Linked DNA regions of Homo sapiens: region 1 is linked to region 2. Evidence: chromatin loops called from intact Hi-C (ENCODE). Cell type or tissue: A673. All regions are shown on one strand. Links, peaks and the distances in the headings refer to the core of each region. The heading gives the core; the rest is flanking DNA.

The links. Peaks named below come from ENCODE experiments on the same cell type or tissue, not always from the same donor. Only the 100,000 strongest peaks of a DNase experiment are listed, where the experiment ranks them.
Region 1: a loop joins it to region 2, with 11 times the contacts of the local background. A loop is called at or near these places in 93 of 110 quality-filtered maps.

What each region holds. Positions count from the first base shown.
Region 1 is chr12:11,196,023-11,203,409 of GRCh38, reverse strand. All of the region lies in intron 1 of LOC107987435 (a long non-coding RNA gene), which reads right to left. It also overlaps the pseudogene LOC100420583. Among named protein-coding and RNA genes, the nearest start is that of TAS2R42, 13 kb to the right of the region's middle. In A673, for the core only: CTCF peaks have their summits at 3,385 and 3,589 (motif pointing right); a DNase peak (open chromatin) is centred at 3,609; H3K27ac peaks cover 290 bases.
Region 2 is chr12:10,767,863-10,775,249 of GRCh38, reverse strand. It overlaps LINC02366 (long intergenic non-protein coding RNA 2366), which reads right to left. Exons shown (of 7, transcript NR_120463.1): 2 at 5,804-5,857; 3 at 1,266-1,298; 4 at 384-444. It also overlaps the pseudogene HSPE1P12. Among named protein-coding and RNA genes, the nearest start is that of LINC02366, 21 kb to the right of the region's middle. In A673, for the core only: a CTCF peak has its summit at 3,942; a DNase peak (open chromatin) is centred at 3,919.

The DNA.
Region 1 (7,387 bases), core at 2,328-4,827, 430 kb before region 2:
CACTTTCATCTCTATTTATTAATTGGCACTTAGCCTACTTAATGGGTTGAGGTAAACATTTGCTGGGGCTTTTTGGAAACAGAAGCATGAGACTTTGGCAAAGATCCTGAAATCATTCATTCTGAAAAACCATCATATTAAAATGAAAATTTTGTCATGGTTTCCAACTTAATGCACAAAGTTATTGTTGTATTTTGTTACTGGGATGCCTAATGTGTTGATTAAGAAATGTCAATCTTACTGGACCAGCTACATCAGAATAAAGATTGGGGGTATCTTAAACAAAATAAAATTCTTAAGCCCTAACTGTAGAGATTCTGATTTATGAGATCATAGTTTAGACCCTATAATCTGTATTTTTAGCAAGTTCCTCAGTGATTCAACCAGTAGCAATGTTTGGATGTTTGGAAATCATTGCAACACTTGGAGGTAAACTACTTAGCAATTAGCAAATGGAATCAGTGATTCTGCCTAGTTATATCCCAAAGAGATGAACTTATGTAATCCAGAATTCTATATGATATTATGATATGATATTTCCTCCTTTTATATCCCCTGGCAACCACCATTCTACTTTCTGTCTCTACAAATTTGACTATTGTAAGTGCCTCATATAAGTGGCATCATATTTGTGCCTGGCTTATTTCTCTTAGTGTAATGTCCTCAAGGTCCATCTGTGTTGTAGCATGTGTCAGAATGTTCTTCCTTTTTAAGACTGGGTATATTCCATTCCATGTTTATACCACATTTTGTGTATATATTCATTTGTCAATGGACACTTGGGTTGTTTCTGCCTTTTGGTATTGTGAATAATGCTGCTATGAACATGGGTGTGCAAATATCTAAGTCCTTGTTTTCATTTCTTTTGAGTATATATCTAGAAGTAGAATTACTAGATTGTATGGGAATTCTGTGTTTCAGTTTTGGAGAACCCATCACACCATTTTCCACAACAGCTGCACCATTTGCTGTTTACATTCCCACAAACAATGTACAAAGGTTCCAATTTGTCTCCATGCTTGCCAATACTCCTTCCTTCCTTCTTTCCTTCCTTCCTTCCTTCCTTCCTTCCTTCCTTCCTTCCTTCCTTCCTTCCTTCCCTCTTTCCTTCTGTTGCAGTTTTTCTGCTCCTTAGCTTAGCTAGGTCCAAGTTCTTGTCTCACAACCAGGAAGTAGGCACACAGACACTGGAGAGTGAGTGAAGTAGAAATTATTAAGCAAAAGGAAAGCTCTCAGCAAAGAGGGGATGCTGGGGTGGGGGTTCCCCTACCCGATGGTGGGAAGTCCCCCACGTGGCTGGGTCCAGGGCTTTTTATGGATTCAGAATGGGGAGTGCACGCTGATTGGTTTGTGAGTATGCCAAAATGGTTAAAGCAAGGACACCACTCATAAGTGGGCACAACAGTGTAGAAAACCAATTAGGAAAGGGTAGGTGTATGTAAAACAGGTGAAAGGTGAGGATCAATCAGAGGAAAGTGAACCAAACAGGAAGACAAGTTATCAATCCCATCTGAAATTCAGCTTGTAGCTTGGCTTTCAGGCTTTAAACTGTCTTCTGCTTGGAGGTGGGGTTTCACTGGGTACCCACTCCTATCTGCCTAGGCATTTGGCTGCCTCCTGCCACTCTCACTTATTTCCCCTCTCTCCCTCCCTCCACCCTCCCTCCCTCCCTTCTTTCCTTCTTTCCTTCCTTCCTTCCTTCCTTTCCTTCCTTCTTTTCTCTCTTTTTTCTTTTCTTTTCTCTTCCCTTCTCTTCTTTTTCTTTTCTTTTTTTCTTTCTTTTGATAAAGCCATCCTAATGGGTATGAAGTGGTATCTTACCGTGGAGTTGCATTTCCTTAATGACTAGTGATGTTGAGCATCTTTTTATGTGTTTATTGGACATTTGTATATCTTCTTGGAGAGTGTCTTTGTTCTTTATGAAGATTATTTTGCCTACTTTGATTATTTTGTGTACCTTGAATGTCCATATAAATTTTAGTTGAGATTTTTCTATTTCTGCAAAAACGTTGTGGGATTTTGAATTTTTAGATTGCTTTAAGTAGTACTGACATTTTAACAATATTAAATCTTCCAGCCCATGAACACAGGACGTCTTTCCAGTAAATTTGTATTGTTTTAAGACAGTAAATATGTAGTAAGTTGTTTCAGCAGCAATAAAAAAACTAACACACTGATCAAATAAGTAAATCCATGTTCCATGTGTTCAGTAGTTTAACTGATTTTTTTAATCATGTAAAGATGAAAAGTGTAAATTATTCACCATTAATGTCTGTGACTTCCCACTCATCTCCCCTTACCATAAGCCCATCCTCCAGTCTTGCTGCTGGGAACTCTTCTGCTGTCATTTATGGAGAGAGCCCACGGATCTCCAGCTATCCTGGCTGGGCCTCAGAGCTGTGAGTGGGGCTACTCAAGGTCATACAGTCCCAACTGAGCCGGCCTAGAGGGGAAGGGCCCAGCCAGCCCACAGAATCAACTGTGAGAACGGTCATACATGCTTGTTGTTTTAAGCCACTGAGTTTTGATGTGGTTTGTTATGCTGTAACTGTTAATTGATACATTCTCTCTTCAAATAGGCTTTTTCCAACTGCCCTAAACAAAAAGTCCTCTGGCCTTTAGAATTAGTACGTCCAGGCATTCTGCTTTGTTTCCTTCAAAGCCCTTATACATATCTGAAAGTTTACTTTTACTTTATTTCTTTGGTTGTTTATTTTATGCATTCATCAAGGAGGATAGAAACTTCACCTTCACAGGGACCTGGTCTGACTTGTGTCTTGTGAGGCCACCAGCAACTGTAACAGATCCCAACACTTTGCTCAGTAAATATTTGTTTAAAAACAGCCTGAATTAATAATATGGCTCTGCCGCTTTTCAAATAGTGTTTATTTAATGAGATAAAACTAGGTTTATAATAAATTACATTTTAAAACCAATTTTCCTCATAATCAATGAAACTCACTCCTAGATCTTTTTTCAATATGTCCAAGCTATTGTTGATGTTCAAGATGCTTGTGATTTGTGCTTTTATTGTGGCTTTATAAATATATTTGCTGGAGTTTAAGAAAAACTGTATCAGAGGTTGCTTCTAAATTATAGGGTTTGTTGTTGTTGTTGTTGCTTTTTTTGTCTGTTTTGTTTTTGTTTTTCATTTTTTTGAGACAGAGTCTTGCTCTGTCACCCAGGCTGGAGCTCAGTGGTGCAACCTCAGCTCAATGCAACCTATGCCTCCTGGATTCAAGAGATTTTTGTGACTCAGCCTCCTGAGTAGCTGGGATTACAGGCATGTGTCAGCACACCCAGCTAATTTTTGTATTTTTTGTAGAGATGGGGTTTCTCCATGTTGGCCAGGCTGGTCTTGAACTCCTGGCCTCAAGTGCTCCTCCTGCTTCGGCCTCCCAAAGTGCTGGGATTACAGGCATGAGCCACCGTACCTGGCTCCAATTATAGTTTTAAACGAGAAATTGTCTTATGGCTTCTTAATACTTGAGGTAGTTTATCTTGTCACTTATTTAGCTTTATAGATTCATCCTTGGAAAGTTTAATTTTCCTAAAATCCTTTTCTGCAACTTAAAAATATTGTCAGTAGGTGGCACTCCTGACCCACAACTTGTTATTCTGAATTGCTACAAGAAGCGATTACCTATTGATTTTTGTTCTCTGCAGTCCTCACAGAGCTTCACACCAGCTGGTCTCTCTGCAGACTCAGCCAAAAACAATCTGCTATGACAGCCTTCTTAGTTTTGTATACTGCTATCTTGTTTCTGAATCCAGCTCTCCAGACCTTGGGTTTGGAGAGTCACTGAGATTGGGACTATATGGATTTCAGTCAGAGGGAAGATCCCTCCAAGGCCCTGAGGCTGGAGGGGCCCTGAATGCTTGGGAAACAGCATGGAGTGCAGTGGGGCAGGGGAGGGGTGGGTGAAGGGGAGAGTGCTTGGTGAGGAGGTCAGATGGGGGCTGAGGTAGAGGGTGGTGGACAGATCATGCTGGATCTTGCAAACAGCAATGAGAGCTTTGGATTTCACTCTGAGTGATACAAGGAACCACTTGGAGGGTTTTGGGCAGGGTGCTGACATGATATGACCTGCATATGAATGGGACCACTCTGTAGGGGCTAGCTCAGCAGCAGGAGGCCAGTAGGGAAGCTTCTACAATAATCTAGGTGAGACATGATGGTGGCTTGGGCCGCCACTATCCCAGCTGGTGATGGCAGTGATGATGGGGGCAGATTTCTCCTTTTGGTGCTGTTCTTGTGATAGAGTTCTCATGAGATCTGGTTGTTTAAAAGTGTGTGGCATCTTCCCCTTCTTTCTCTTCCTCCTGCTCTGGATATGTAAGATGTGCCTGCTGCCCCTTTGCCTTCTGCCATGACTGTAAGTTTCCTGAGGCCTCCCCAGCCATGCTTCCTGTACAGTCTGAGGAACCATAAGGCAATTTAACCTCTTTTCTTTATAAATTATTCAGTCTCAGGAATTTCTTTATAGCAGTGTGAGAGTGGATGAATACAGCATGCCACCATGTCTGGCTAATTTTTAAAATTTGTTATAGATGGGTTCTCACTGTGTTGGCCAGGCTGGTCTTGGACTCCTGGCTCCAAGCAGTCCTCCTGCCTTGGCCTCCCAAAGCACTGGGATCACAGGCATGAGCAACTGCACTTAGTAACACTAGTTTTCTTGATCTTGTTGGATTGGCTTGGTTGGCAAAAATTATTTCCTTTCCCATTATATGATTAACTGTTATGTTTAATTTCCAAAGTTAATATAGTATTACATATTTGTTTTATCATTATGGTAATTTTAAGAGATACCTTTAAAGATTTCCTGGAATTCCATGCATATATATCCATTTCCTGAAACTCTGTATCTCAGTTCCCTTATGTGTAAGATGGAGACAATGATGATACCTATTACTAGGACTATTGTGAGGATTAAATGAAATAAGACATGTAGAGTGATTGAACAGTGTTTTGCTCACAGAGTTCAATAAACGTCAACTCTTGTTTGTATTTTTATTACTGTGAGAGATGTAATGTATCTGAAATTAGCTTAGATCATGCAATTATCTTACAGCAACAATCCTAATGACTACTCTATATACTGCTGTGGCCTTAATGTAGAATGAAAGGTAGAAACAAAATTTTAATAATATGGCAGGTATAAGGTAAATGGGGCATCAGATATTAGGGTGAATAGAGATAAAAGCTGTTTGTCTCAAGCACAAATGATAAAGAAGCATATTGCTTATAAAGGACTTAAAACTGTAATGCAATCAATGAAAAGTTAGTCTACTTTTTATTATTATGACAGATTTGCAAGTCAGTGATAGAATACTTCTCTTATTGAGAGAAGACGGTTCCTATCTCCTTCTCTTTTGTTATGCAACATGTACAGGGCATAGAAGACATCTTTTGCCACCTAAGTTTGCCTACAGCTATTATCGGATATGATCCTCTTTATATGAGACTTTAAACTGTGCCTAATACAGCACATGGTATGGCAGGGGTTCAGTCTATATTTAAAAATTGATGTCTTTTTTCTTGAACCCAGGTAAACATTGAAAAATATTTATCTGCATAACTCACTACATAATAAATATTACACTGCTCCAATTCATAAATCATTTCCAAAGGACTCTTAGTCTGTTGCATATTCCTTACTGATGGTGATAAAAATTATTCAGTTTATTCATTTATATTTCTAACATTAGAAGTTCGATGCATAGTCTTTGTATTAGACTACTGCTAAAGACTCAGTAAATCATCTTGAGACATCTACATCATTTGGAGATGGGGCATGCAAAATTTAGAAAACTACTTGTCTTCAATTTGCATCTTTAGTAAAGAGAAACATATTTTAGTCACAATCTAATGTGGAAATCACAATCTAAGGGCATATTGGAAGATCATATGTAGAACTTGGGTTGAAAACTATGTCGAATTTTAGGGACAGGAGTACTTCCTGATTGAGGATTCAGAGATAAGAGTGATGGGTAGGAGACATTTATGAATACCAAATAACAGATGTATGTATTAACTACAATAAACGATTGGTGAATCGATGTTTGATTATTCAGAACTTACATTGCAAATTCAAGTGGGGCGTTCTTTCTGGAGCTATGACAAAGGCAGTGTAAAGTATCTCTACGACTGTAACCATGGTGGAATTCACAATAAGAATTTCAGGGACTGGCCGGGTGCAGTGGCTCATGCCTGTAATCCCAGCACTTTGGGAGGCTGAGGTGGGAGGAACACTTGAGGTCAGGAGTTTTCGCCAACATGGTGAAAACCCGTCTCTACTAAGAATACAAAAATTAGTGGGCATGGTGGCGCAGGCCTGTAATCCCTGCTATTTGGGACGCTGAGGCAGGAGAATCGTTTGAACCCAGGAGGCAGAGGTTGCTGTGAGCTGAGATTGTGCCACTGCACTCCAGACTAGGTGATAGAGTGAGACTCTGTCTCAAATAAAGAAAAAAAATATTCATGGACTGGATGGATTTAATTGGCAAACTTAATTGACTGGGCTGAGAACCAGATTTGTTTGATGGATTTCATCCTCTCAAGCTTGGCCATATGCAGAACACTTTTGCTCGGGTGTTGCTATTAGATGTACTTATAATGACTATCCAAATATAGATGCCGTTAATCATAACCTAATTAAAATTATAACAATATTTGACATTCTCAGATTAGTTTCAAAGCAGTTAGGTATCTGGTTAGCCTCATATCTCAGTATTTTTTATTTGCTTAAAGTAGCACTTTTCCACCATGCAATTTTCCTCTGGCTGAAGTGGAGGATTAGCAGGGCTGTTTTTACATTCTTAATGATCTTCTTGTTTTTCTACATATCCATCATTTCAATGATTAAGATCAAATTATTTCTGGATCAATGTTGATATAAAATATAACAGAAACTCCTATTGGAAGGTCGGTGTGAATGAAGCCCACCTTCCTGTTGACCAGATGCTCATTAACCTGGAGTTGTCTATTCACTTTACCATTTCTCCTATCTAATGTTCCTTGTTTGTTATCTCCCTAAGGGGAAACACTGTACAGCTGTAGTGATAGGCGACTGGCTCCAGAGACCCAGGACAGAGGCCTATGTGAGAGCCATGAACATTATGATTGCTTTCTTCTTCCACCTTCTCTACAGTTTGGGAACTTCCCTTTCATCCATCAGCTACTTTCTATGCAAGAGGAAAATAGTGGCACTAGGTGCCTACCTATCCATTAAGTCACTCATTTATCCTGATTATGGAAAACAACAAGGTTAGAAAAGCCCTTTAAAGATTGCCGTGTCAATTTAAAAATGCTTCAAAGTAGCAAAAAGAGGAAATCCTTAACTCCATATACAGACTTAAAAACTTTCACCTTATTTGTTTTTGTCTT
Region 2 (7,387 bases), core at 2,556-5,055:
TACAAAATTAGCCAGTTGTGGTGGTGTGAGCCTATAGTCCCAGTTACTTGGGAGGCTGAAGTGGGAGGATCACTCAAGTCCAGGAGATGAAGGCTGCAGTGAGCTGTCATTGCACCACTACACTCCAGCTTGGTTGACAAAGTAAGATTCTGTCTCTCAAAGAAAAGATAAAACAATACACACACACACATAATCTGTAAATTAAACAATAAATAAAACTAACATGGTTGTCTGAATTGACTTCCTAAAAAAGAAAAAAAAAGGAAAAATAGTAGAATTATAGAATCAATCAAGTATTAATTTCAGCTTAAAGATGAATTTTTCTTTTCTCTATAACCCTTAGTTTCCTTTAATAGGAGAGTAACAGAATTGGAGCAGCTTACCACACTTTTCGTGGAGGAGCTATACATATTACAATGTTTTCTTTCATCAGTCTGATTAATTCTGGAAAAAAGTTTTGATAAAATGTCCTGCATAGCTCATTTTTCTGTGACATTTTCTTTCACTATGACTTTGTTCAATCCTCTCAATTACCCTGTGGGTAATTATTCTCCAACTCTTGCTTGTTTATCAGATGATAGTGATGTCTTTTACCTTCCTTTCCCTCACTCCCTCTTTGCTACGTGTAACATGGTCGCAGTTTCAGGTGGCAGAATTACATTATGTTACATTACTTTTGCACATTGCACAATGTACTCAGTAACTAATTTCCAATGCAGGTCAGTCCCTGATCTGAGAGTAAAAGTAAATAAATGTAATGCTGCCCTTTGTTTTCTACTTCATTATCTTCTCTGGCAGGGAGTGCTAGCCCAAGTTCTCTTTCTCCTCTTCTTTGCTAATAGAACCCTGATTTTGTTCAGGGGAATAATGTGCCCAGTGGATCTCAAGTGGGAGCATTTCGGAACTCTTTGCTGGCTGATCTGACTGTCACAGCACTGGAGCTCCCTAACTATTCAGTAAGTGAGGCAGGGCTGCTGGGTATCTTGCAATGGGTGGAGCACCCCCAAAGGAAGACAGAGGAGCCGAAATACAGGAGCCTGTCTACCTCCAGACTTCCCATTATATACAAAAATGAAACTGCTATTTGTTTAAGCTACAGTTAGTCAAGAATTCTATTACTTACAGCTTAACATAATTCTCAATAAGCCCTCCAGTCATGAACATCTGTCCTCTATTTCATATCATTCACCAAAAAAATGCAGTAAATCTCGTATTCCACTTAGGGAAACAAATGCTAGAAGAAAAAGAGATAACCAGGATCTCACCTTGCCATTGCGCATCCTGGTCTTCCCAACCACCTAGGGGAAATGGAGAATAAAGTATAAAATAAGTGCTTTCTTCTTGCCCAAACATCTTCTTGCAGCAAATTCTAAACTGACTTGATAATATGTTGTTCTCATTCTAAGGCAATTACTATAGTAAGTGACTGGAAAACAAAGTAGCTCTTTTCTATTTGCCATACTACATCCATTTGTCATGTATCATCTCAGTGAATATGTAGCATAAAATTATGCTTGACATACATATTCCTTTATGTTATTGATTTTTCACTGTTCAATAGGAATATTATGTTATTGATTTTTCACTGTTCAATAGGAATATTATTTTGTCAACTATATGCACTTGTAATATGGCAGAATGGATTCTTCTTCATCACAAACCCAGTCCCTCATTTATAAGTAAACAGAATAAGGATTTGTAAAGGAAAAAAATATTTTAAGTTTTGGATGATTTTAGATTTCGGAGTGGTTGCCAAAATAATAGAGAGTGCCTGTATACCTTTCACTTACCTTCCTTTTATGTTTGCCTCTTACATAACCATGGTACAACTATCAAAATGAAGAAGTTAGCAGTGGTAGAATACTCTCAACTACACTATAAATTTAATTTAAATTTCCTTTTTTCCACTAGTGTTCATTTACTGTTTCAGGATTCCATGCAAGATCCCACCTTGCATTATTTATAACTTCTTAGTTTCCTCTAATCTGTGAGAGTGTCACAGTCTTTCCTTGTCTTTTATGACCTGTATATCTAAGAAGAGTACTGGTCAGCTGTTTTATAGAGTGTCCTTCAATTCGTGTTTGTCTGATTTTTTTATAACTAAACTGCAGTTATGGATTTTGGAAAGAGTACCACAGAGGTGAAGAGCCCTTCTCCTTGGATCACATCAGGGGGTGCCTGATATCACTGTGTCTTGGTACTTACTGATGCTGTTAACTTGATTACTTATTTAAGATGGTATGTGCCAGCTTTCTCCACTGTAAAGTTTCTACTTTTTGTTGTCCATATGTAAATGGAGTTTTTAAAAGTGACTAAACACTAGGACAAAGACAGAACGTGTCTACCTCTAGGATATTAGCAAGGATTAACCTTTGCAGTGAAAAAGTATGATTTGCTTTCAGATCCTCCATCTGAAGACAACAGGTAGGGAAATTATGGGAGCCCTGCCCTCATCCCCTTTACTGGCCAGTGGCCATCGACTTGCTGTTGAGTATTGGCTACTAGCAACTCACAGCTACCCCATTCTCCAGGTAACTACCCTTAGCAGTGGCTCTCTGACATGAAGGTATAAAAGTCTGGCCTCCCTGCCTCAAGTGAGACTAACTCTATGGAGCAATAGGTGTTCCAGACTTTTCTCTGTGGGGTTAGACTAAGCTAGTCTGCGCGTGAGACCACATTTTGCTTAGCTTTATTCCTTATCTACCCTGCTTCCTAAATCCCCTCTCGGAGAGAGCTCTCAATAAATATTCTTAAAAGCAGTCCCATTTAAGGATTGGCTTCTGAAGAATCTGACCTAACACAATACAACACTTGGAGTTATTTTCCTCTCCACCTTCACATGCAGGATCCAAGACCGCTTTTTTCTCCCTACCCAACAGTAGAGCCCAGCAGTAGAACCACTCGTCAGAATCAATGCAAGAAGAGACAAGTGGTGGCAGTGGATAAGTTGAAAAGATAGAAGGATGAGCCTGAAAAGGATTCAGAGGGGAAGCCGCCTGCCATCTGCCTTGAGTGTTCTCAGCATCAGGAACTAAAACCTTAAATCTTGGATGGAAACTCAAGAAAAAGATGTGCATGCCCCAAAACCCACCACCTTATGAAATCAATACTGGCTGCATTGTGTTTCTTAAACTCGAAGGAAAGGATTGAGAAAATAGTCTCTGGGCTACTCTACAGAAAACTGACTGGCTGACAGATCTTTTGGTGGCAAAATTCTGGAGGATGCAACCATATAAGGAAGAGGCTAAGGAAGAAGAACTAATAAAATAGAATAGCAACAACCTAACAGATAACAACAAATTTAGAAGAGGCTAATGCCATCAAACCTTACTAGAAGAGAGTTTCCGAAGGAGGAGGATGAACAGCAGTTAGTGTCAAATGCAAGCTCATTTTGATACTCATTGAGCTCATTGAAACTTTGAAAGCTAGTTTTAATAGAAAGATGGCATTGGAGACAAAACTCCTGTTGATTGGAGAGTAATTAGAAAGTGGATTCTACAAATCAAGGATTATTTTTCAAGAACTGAGTGAGCTGATACATAACTGGCTTGAGGATTAGGTAGGATTCATTTTTCTCTTTAAATAAAAGAAGATATGACTAGGAGGAAAGGGCAGATGCCAAGAGAAGAAGTACAATTAGATGTTAGAATTATCTAGTTTTCTCTAATTACATAGAATCATTCTGGATAATTATTTAGAATTATTTAAGATAATTTTTTAGAATTATCTAAAATCTAGAGGTAACTAGAGTCAGGGAAAATTAAACTTATAAAATACTAAGCATAATGCTTAAACCCTGGTTCCTCATGATGATTTCCTTGAAAGAAAGAACTTGTAATAATTTGAGCTAGTTTTCATCATATTGTGATTATGCTTCTGTATGTATTCGAGTTTTATTTTCATTAATGATGCTAGGGTGTCACCCTGTGGTAAATGTAAGTATAGCTTTGATGCAACCCACTTTATACATCATCCTATTTCTAGATATCAATTGCAACCATTTTCATGGTCCTTTTATTTTGTTCATAATGTGGCTTCCTACTTTAAGTTTATTTTTAAGTAATATATAACATTGAAAACATATAAGACCAAATATAGAATGTAAGTTACAAAAAGGAATATTAGATAAACTAACAAGAATGAAAAAAATAGGTTCTTAAAACTAAAAACATGATTTTAAAATTTAGCTGAAAACTTTGTAATGACACCTGAGGTTGACTTGTAAATATTTCAATTTTAAATTATGTTTTATATTATTTGTATGTGAAAAATGGTACTTTTTAAAATAACAAAATCCATAAGCATGGAGAGGTTCAAATGATAAATGTACAATAGTTACTATTAATCTTATTCCAAGCACTACTCTTTTAATGTTCATTGCAATAGCGTGACATATAATAGTGCAAACATAACTATGAAAAAATAATTCAATCAAGTATACTCCATTCTTGTTCATTTCATCTGGCTCCTTTTAATCTCTTTTTATTTGATTCAAATAACTTAGTCATTATTATTTGTGTCATTATTTATCATTAGCTTAGTGTAAAAGAGAGATATATAAATTATTTACATGATGAAAGATTTCAGAACTTCAGTGGAATGGGAAGCTTCGTGTCGATGCTATTTCAACAGGATTTATTTCAGTCTACATACTTCCCAAGAATGTCACCATCTCTAAATGAGAACTAATCCTTGTCATCTACTTTGGTGCCTCCATATTCTGGAAGAAGAACATTATCTCTAACGTTCACACGAACTGGTTGAATCTCTCCACCCTTTCCTTTAGAGCCTGATCCAACAGCTACTACTGTGGCTGCCAATACTTTTCCTTGAGATTTTTCCAGAAGCATAATGGCTCCTTTGGTTACAGTTTTGGCGGCACACCTTTCAACCAATACTTAGTCAAAGAGTGGAAGTAACTTTCTAAACACTTGTCCTGCCATGAGCCCTCTATCGCCGACTTTTACTCTGCTCTCATACAGTACTGCAAAGAGAGACTGACTCCCTTGGTCATTATCTTAATCCTGCGGGTCTATGGAATGTGTATCACTTGTTTGTATTACATAATCTATCAGTAAAGACGTCGAATTTAGTACTTCTTTTATGTACTACCTTACTAAGTATATTCGACCCTTACTCAGATGGTCTGTTACCTAAACGCAGTAAGTCACATCACATGTTTCTTTTGCACCCTCTACATAATAGGTATTCAGTAAATACATTCTTAATTTAAGATTAGTAAGTTGAAGAAGGCTTATCTTTACAATTCTATAGAAAAAAAACTTCTTTAATCAATTTAATTAGCATTCTAAAATTGTATTTTAATTGACCAAAGTGACAAGTGTATCAACAAGAAATTGTCCTTTGATTATTTCAATTAACTATTAGAAATGCTATTCAAAATAAGCTAAATATCTCCCTGAAATTTCAATACCACATGATTAAAATAATAAGGCAAGACTCTTGAGAAAGGATAAGAGAAATCTTAGAAATGTTAGGGTGTAGTCGTTGTTAATCTGTACTACTGATTAGAAGAACTGACATCGTATGTAACTGATAAGAGAAATCAATAGACTAAAAAGACAAATATGAAGTGGAATCATGATTTAACAAGTCATGTGCTGAGTAGATTGTCTAGTCAGTTGTTATGTTGGAATTAGGGTTGAAATTGTAATATAATTCTGTTACATCTTGTTCTCTATGGTCTAGGAAAAAGGAAAGGAAAAACATGACTGAAGCAAAAAAGACAATTTAGTTGCTAACATGTCTCAAAACTTTATAACTGTCATCATATCAGACTTACCATTTTCTTGGTTTCAAACTTCTTCCTGGGTTGTGCTCAAAGCCAGCGAGGTAGCTAAAAGAAAGAAAGAAAATATCTTTAAATCAGACTCATACTTCCCTCTCTGCTGTAGAAATTTGGGGATCCTCACTTATATAGCTTGTAGAGAACAATAACAGCATTGCTGCTACCCAGGAATGGCCCCTGGAGTTTGAGGTGGCTTTAACCGGAACATTTCCTTCCTATGATTTACCACCTATTTCATGGTGTTCTGTGTTACTAACAATTGTCAAATGATATATGGATTCTGCTGTCTTCCTTAACTGTGACAAGAATGATAAACAACAAAAGGTTAAGATAACACAAATGTAATTGCCTGATGACCCAAAAACTCTTTTGGGAAAGGATCTAGGAGAACTTTCTGATTTGTCAGTAGAAAAAAAGGAGTCACAAAGGAGCATCAGAGAAAGCATCTATAATAGAGAGACCCACGTTAATGTATAATATCTAATGTAAGATTTAATTTAGTTCATAGAAATTCAATTTAAAAATAAAGATGGATGACACGTTATGCATTCCCTTAGCAAAAACGTTGGAAGTGAGATGTTGGAAGTTGTATAGAGGATCCAGAGAACAATGTGGTGAACAATGGCATTTTTTCACAACACCTCGAAAGGAAAATTAAGACAAACTTGCCTCCATAGAAGGAAATTAGGAAGTAAAAAAAAAAAAATGTTGGTTCTCACATAAACACAAAACATCAAATCCAGTGATTTCCATGAACTCAGGACTTGGCTCCTCCATTTGACCTGGAGCATTATTAAAACTGAAAGAACTTAATTAATTGCTTTCTAAAGAGTTATGCTTGTCTCAAACACTGCATATCCGAAAAAAAGGTTTCTAATGGTAGAAATTGATACTTTACCAATTATCTATGAAAAATTACAAAAATAAGAAAGACCATTTTATAAGCAGGAGAAAGGCTTGATTGAGAGAATACACCCAAAGAAGAAAACTTTTCTTGAGTAACAGAACCCAAGGGTTAAGTGTTTATGTTGTGAAGTCAGATGCAGTGTCAAAATCAATCTTCATCACTTACTAGCTGTGTAATTAGAGCATACTAATTAACCTCTCTAAGCTGCATTCATTCTCTTTATCTATGAAAGAGAAACAGTAATTAACTCATAGCATTTTGTGATAATTAAATAACATTACATGTATAAAGTACTTATCTTGGCACATTCATAAATATTCAATAAATATTAGTGATAATGATGAATGATATGAATGTTCCTTAGAATGCATGCATTTCTTCTTTGGGATATTTACAGCAGGATGAAAGAAAAGATTGCCTCCCACATACTGACAGCATGTATTGGTATATGGAGGGTGAGGATGAGTTGGTAAGACAGCCAAGTAGTAGGTTAAAACCAGAGACAGGATCCAAGGCAGTGGCAGCCATGTCTTTGGCATGCAGAGGAAGACATTAACAGAAAAGAATCAGAGCTATTACAGACAGGAGGCAAGATTGTGACCAATTATCTTCTTTTATACAAGATAAGGGCAGAAATTAGAAAACAAATAGGATAGTCAGTGTCAAAGAGA